Regions from separate parts of the Homo sapiens genome. Here region 1 is linked to region 2. Evidence: read pairs that join two places in POLR2A ChIA-PET (ENCODE). Cell type or tissue: A673. All regions are shown on one strand.

Region 1 (2,500 bases), 490 kb after region 2:
AGACACACATCACATGCAAACTTACACATACTCACTCATCAAACACACTTGTTCACACTCATGCGCACATCCTCTGCTATTCCTTTCTACTGACTAAGGATCAAGAACCCAGGCTTCTAGATTCTAGAGATTTAGAATGTCCAGCAGAATGCATGTAAACTCACAGGAAACCTATTTTGAGTTTCTTAGCCCAAACTAGAACTTCTTTACCATATCCTCTTCCCTGCCTCCAGATCTCTGGACCTCTGGTCCAGATCACGGAAATGGAGCCTGCAAAGGTAACTCATTCATTCATGCAACAGACGTTTTCGAACACCTGCCACCTATGTGCAGGAAGCTGAGGTAGACACATAAAAGCATAAGAACTTCTGCCCCCTAGTGTAGTGGAAAGAGCAAGAGCTCATGAGACAAGGACCTGAGTTCAAATACTGCCTCCGTCTCAACAAGCTGTGTTACCTTGGGAACATTACATAACCTCTCTGAGCCTCAGTTTCATCACCTGTAAGGTGAGGTTAATAAAACCCAGTAATGCTGTGAGGAGTAAAAGGCAGGGAAAACCTCCAACAGCAATGTGCCCACCCATGAAAAGGGTCCCCATTCCCTTCCCTAGCCCCTGCAGTGGAGGTGGAGGGAGAGCGGCTCCCCAACACCCTCCCTGTCCTGCCGTCACTGAAGCAGAAACCCAGTCTCCTTCAGCCTCAGACCCCACAGGTGCGCAAACTTCGGGAAACTTAATCTCGGACTTGGGCAGCTCCGATCTGACTCCCCCGCCCCCGCCCTCGCCCTCGGCCCCCGCCCCCGCCCTCGCCCTCGGCCCCCGCCCCTCCTGGTCCATCATGCCTCTCGCCCGTTTGCAGGTCGCGTTTTCCGTAATAACCTTTAATGCGGCTGGCCACGGCCCAAATGTTCGCGATGGAGTGCTGGGCCCCGCGCATCAGATGGACGATGAAGTGTTAATCATCCCCCAGGGAGCCGTCCCGCGGAAAGTCGTCATTAATTTCTCTGAATTACACCAATTCCGAGACATTCTTTATGGACAGACAGTGCGGGAGACAGTTATATGACAGGACTTGCTGTGCTAAGCAGATGTGGGAGAGATTGCGTCGCCCCATGAATACTAAACAATCGCTCCGAAGAAACCCCACTAGCTTCTGCGCTCAGAGCTGGGACTCGGCTTACTCCGTCTCCCACCCTGATGGGCACACCCCTGCAGGTGCCTGGGGTTGGAGAAGGAGGGCTGGCGCCCATCCCTGCTGCATAGGTGGCCTCCTCGGCTCCCCTCCGAAGTCAGGCCTCGGCCACAGAGCAAGAAGTGGCTCTGGGGCTCTCACCCTCACCTTCCTGGGACCCTGCAAGGACCCACAAACACCCTTGCCTTCCCTGCCATAGCCTTTGCTCCCTGCATTCCTTCCAGGGCCTGAACTGCTTCTAAACGTCTTGCTGTCTCCCCTCTCTCCGACTCTGATCCTCCTCTAGCTCATCACCCAGACGACTCACTACCTGCTCGTTTCTGAGTCTTCATCCCGCTTCTCCCACCTCCCATCCTGCCCCGCCTCCATCCCTCCGACCCCCTCTTCCTGCCCACCTCCCACTCTGCTCACTTCCCCAGCCTGACCACTTTCCACCCTACCCAGGCTGCCTGCCCATCTCCCCAAAGAACCCCGCCTGGCAGTGGGCATAGCTTTCCCATTCCCTCCCTCGCTCTAACCGGCTGCACCCTACACTGTGCCCCATTTCAAGTCATCTCTCCTACATCTGCTTTCACACCTCGCTCACCCTTCAGAATCTAGCGGGGGAGGGACAAAGTTCAGAGCAGAATGAAAGGAAGGGGGTGTGACCCTTTTCTCTCTCCTCCTGCCCTCTGCCTGCTCTCCTCTCTTCTTTCTGGGATACTGGGAGGGGAGTCAACGAGAGCTGGGGACACCTCCCCACCAGCAGAGTGGTGGGCGCCAGGGAGTGGGGGAGAAGGAAGAGGGTGGCCGGGGAAACCTGCCTAGGCGATGGGTCCCACCTGGAGAAAGCCCCGCCCACCACAACGAGCTCCACCTCCCCTGAGCGGCGGGGGAGGCTCCGCCCTAAGGCCGAAGGGTCCTCCTTGGCAGCCCGGGGACCTTGGGAGGGCCAGGTTTCTCGGTCACCCCAGGCCACTGTCCCTCGGGGGAGGACAGAGGCAAGTGCACACTGTTCCTGTCAGGCCGTCCCTCCGCCTTTGCCGGAGGGAGGACCCCCTCAGCGCCTTGCGCGGGTCTGGGGGAGAGGAAGGAAAGTGCGCAGCCTCTGCGTCTTTCCTCCTCGCAGGTAATTTATGTCTGAGAGCGGAGCAGATGGCGGGTAATTTAGCAATTACCGTGTGCGGGAACGGGACTCGCGCCTCCACATGGAAGCCAAAGATTCCCCGCCGCAGTCTCATCTCATTTGCTGCCTGTTTTCTCTATTTTGTCTCCCCTTCCCCCGCCACACCTCGCTGAATCCCAAAACTCAGGCGGAGGGGATCTCCTGC
Region 2 (2,500 bases):
TGGGCCCTGGAGTGTCAGCTCAATTTCTGAAAGAGCAACAAGACTTGGAGAACATGGGCTTCTTTTCTAAGGATTATTGGTCTCTGACTTTCTGCAAATAACCACAGGTTGGCGCAAGCCTGAGGAAATAAGATAATGCGTATCCTGTTTCCTACTCTTATTTCCTTAACTGGTTCAGTGTGTACCTTTCCTGGTTTCCATGCTCTTCTCTGCTCCTAATGGTTCAGAGAATAAATATTAGGCTTCAGCAACCTAGGGATCCCTGGAAGAGTCATCTCATGGCTATTAGAACTTATGGAATACCACATCAAGCAAATGCAGTCTAAATCAGGTTTGAAAATATGTGAATTTGTAAACTTTGTATTTTATCTTTCTGATTTGCTTCACAAATACCAAAGAAACTTCTCTGAGGATGGAAGGCTTGCAGGTCAGGAACATGGTGTGAGGTCAGTTGGAAGTTAGGAGGAGGAAAGTATGTGGATAATCAAGAAATTATCGAATAATATAAGCCTGATGTAGCCCTGAATCTAATGGAGATAGGCAGAAACTCACAGAAGAGAGAAGTGAGGAAGATGAAGGGGTCACCAAACCCAGATATCCTCCCACTGATATGTGAGGCCTCTGGAGCGGAGCACTTGTTTCTACCATCTCTTACCTGCAATTCTCCCCTCTTGTTTTCCTTTCTTGCTGAGTTATAGGGTCTCCCCAGTCTAATCTCGTAAAGTCTTATGAAGACATCTGTAGGTTGGCTGGCTTAATGGTCCATGACCTCATAAACATGGGACAGGAGAGCCATTTGGTCCACTTCAGAGCCAGACCCTTCTGGACATTATTTATTTCCTACCATGGAAGCCTGAGACTGCTTGCCCTCTTCCCTTTCGATCTCTTTCTTGCTCTCTAAACATCATGTCACTTTGTCTCTGTCTCAGGCCCACTGGAAAGCACAACTCCAGGGTTTTGACACCCACGCTTGTATTCCTAAACTATGTCTTGGTTTTTGTTTCCCTCAGTGAGGGGCTGTGCCTGCATGGCGTTCATTCAGATGACCTCATCATTGCTCATAGCTCTCCTCCCAGGAATCTTGCCTCAGTGTGCTGGAGAAGTCAGGAACTGGGCAATTTTGCCTCTCCTTTTGTCTTCATTAAAGAGCTTCAGAGCTTGTGAAATCAGTGCAGCACTGGCAGCCTGGGGAAAATGGAGGATCACTGTGTGGGAATCCCCTTCATTGGATCACTGAGCACACAGTTCTATGTTTTTCTTTTTTTTTTTTTTTGAAATGGAGTCTCGCTCTTTTGCCAAGGCTGGAGTGCAGTGGCGTAATCTTGGCTTACTGCAACCTCTGCCTCCCAGGTTCAAGCGATTCTCCTGCCTCAACCTCCCGAGTAGCTGGGACTACAGGCGCCCACCACCACACCTGGCTAATTTTTGTTTTGTTTTGTTTGAGACAGAGTCTTGCTCTTGTTGCGTAGGCTGGAGTGCAATGGCATGATCTCAACTCACTGCAACCTCCGCCTCCCGGGTGCAAGCGATTCTCCTCTCTCAGCCTCCTGAGTAGCTAGGATTACAGGCGTGAGCCACTGTGCCCAGCCTAATTTTTTTTTTTTTTTTTTTTTTTTTTTAGTAGAGACAGGGTTTCCCCATGTTGACAAGGCTGGTCTCGAACTCCTGACCTCAAGTGATCTGCCCGCCTCGGCCTCCCAAAGTGTTGAGATTACAGGTGTGAGCCACAGCGCCTGGCCTGAGCACACAGTTCTAAATCGCTCTGTTAAGAGTCAGCAGCCCTCAGCCTCTGCTCTTTGGAAGTAAGTGTGAGCTGGGGGTGAAAGCCCCAGTACTGAGGGCTGCTGAATGTGAGTGTGTGCAGAGGAGAGCCCATTATATCCTGTGGACACACCAAAGTGCTCCCCAAGCCTTGAGAGTGACTTGTGCATCTGTGTTGGGGAACAGGAAGACAAGGTGAAAGCTGGGGGCCAACTGGTGTGTGTGGGCATGCCACACAGGCATTGCGGGGATTCTGTTGTTCAGGCCAAGATGAGGCAGCAGCCACTGTGAGAATACCCCAAGAATTCACCTGCTTAAAGTCACAGAGAAGATGAAGACAGATGAAGGGAAGGGTCTGATTCTCAGCTCTTTGGCTACTTGGCCTTTTTTCCTCTTCCCTGTTGCTCTCCTGCTTTCCCCTCCCACTCCGCAGCTGTAACATCTTGCTTTCCAGTTGCTGGCTCCCTCCTCTCTCTTAGCTTCTGCATTTATTTGTGAGGCTGTATTTTTTATGGTTTCTCCCCTTTGTCTACTATATTGTGTGTATTTTTCTCTTTGTCTTCTTTTCTTCCTTTTCTAGTCTCTCCACCCCATGTTCTCAACATCCCCTTTAAATTCCATAAGCAACCTCAATTTGGACATTTAATTTTAACCCCATCAAATTATTTCTTATAACAATCTGGGACTCTTTATGAGCTCTTTCTCCCCCATGCTGCTTCTGGAAACAGGTGCTTCTGTT

What was found. ChIA-PET counts read pairs that join two places held together with the same protein. Peaks named below come from ENCODE experiments on the same cell type or tissue, not always from the same donor. Only the 100,000 strongest peaks of a DNase experiment are listed, where the experiment ranks them.
Region 1: POLR2A ChIA-PET joins it to region 2 with 10 read pairs; 5 of 35 experiments call an interaction of 5 or more read pairs at or near these places.

Annotation. Positions count from the first base shown.
Region 1 is chr12:53,738,266-53,740,765 of GRCh38, reverse strand. It overlaps LOC105378250 (a long non-coding RNA gene), which reads right to left and starts at 1,172. Exons shown (of 5, transcript NR_189099.1): 1 at 878-1,172. RefSeq lists an enhancer at 758-1,547. In A673, CTCF peaks have their summits at 121 and 344 (motif pointing left); a DNase peak (open chromatin) is centred at 1,025; H3K4me3 peaks cover 561 bases; H3K27me3 peaks cover 284 bases.
Region 2 is chr12:54,228,392-54,230,891 of GRCh38, reverse strand. No RefSeq gene overlaps it. Among named protein-coding and RNA genes, the nearest start is that of MIR3198-2, 1.8 kb to the left of the region's middle. In A673, no CTCF peak of the experiment used is centred here; a DNase peak (open chromatin) is centred at 1,061; H3K27ac peaks cover 641 bases.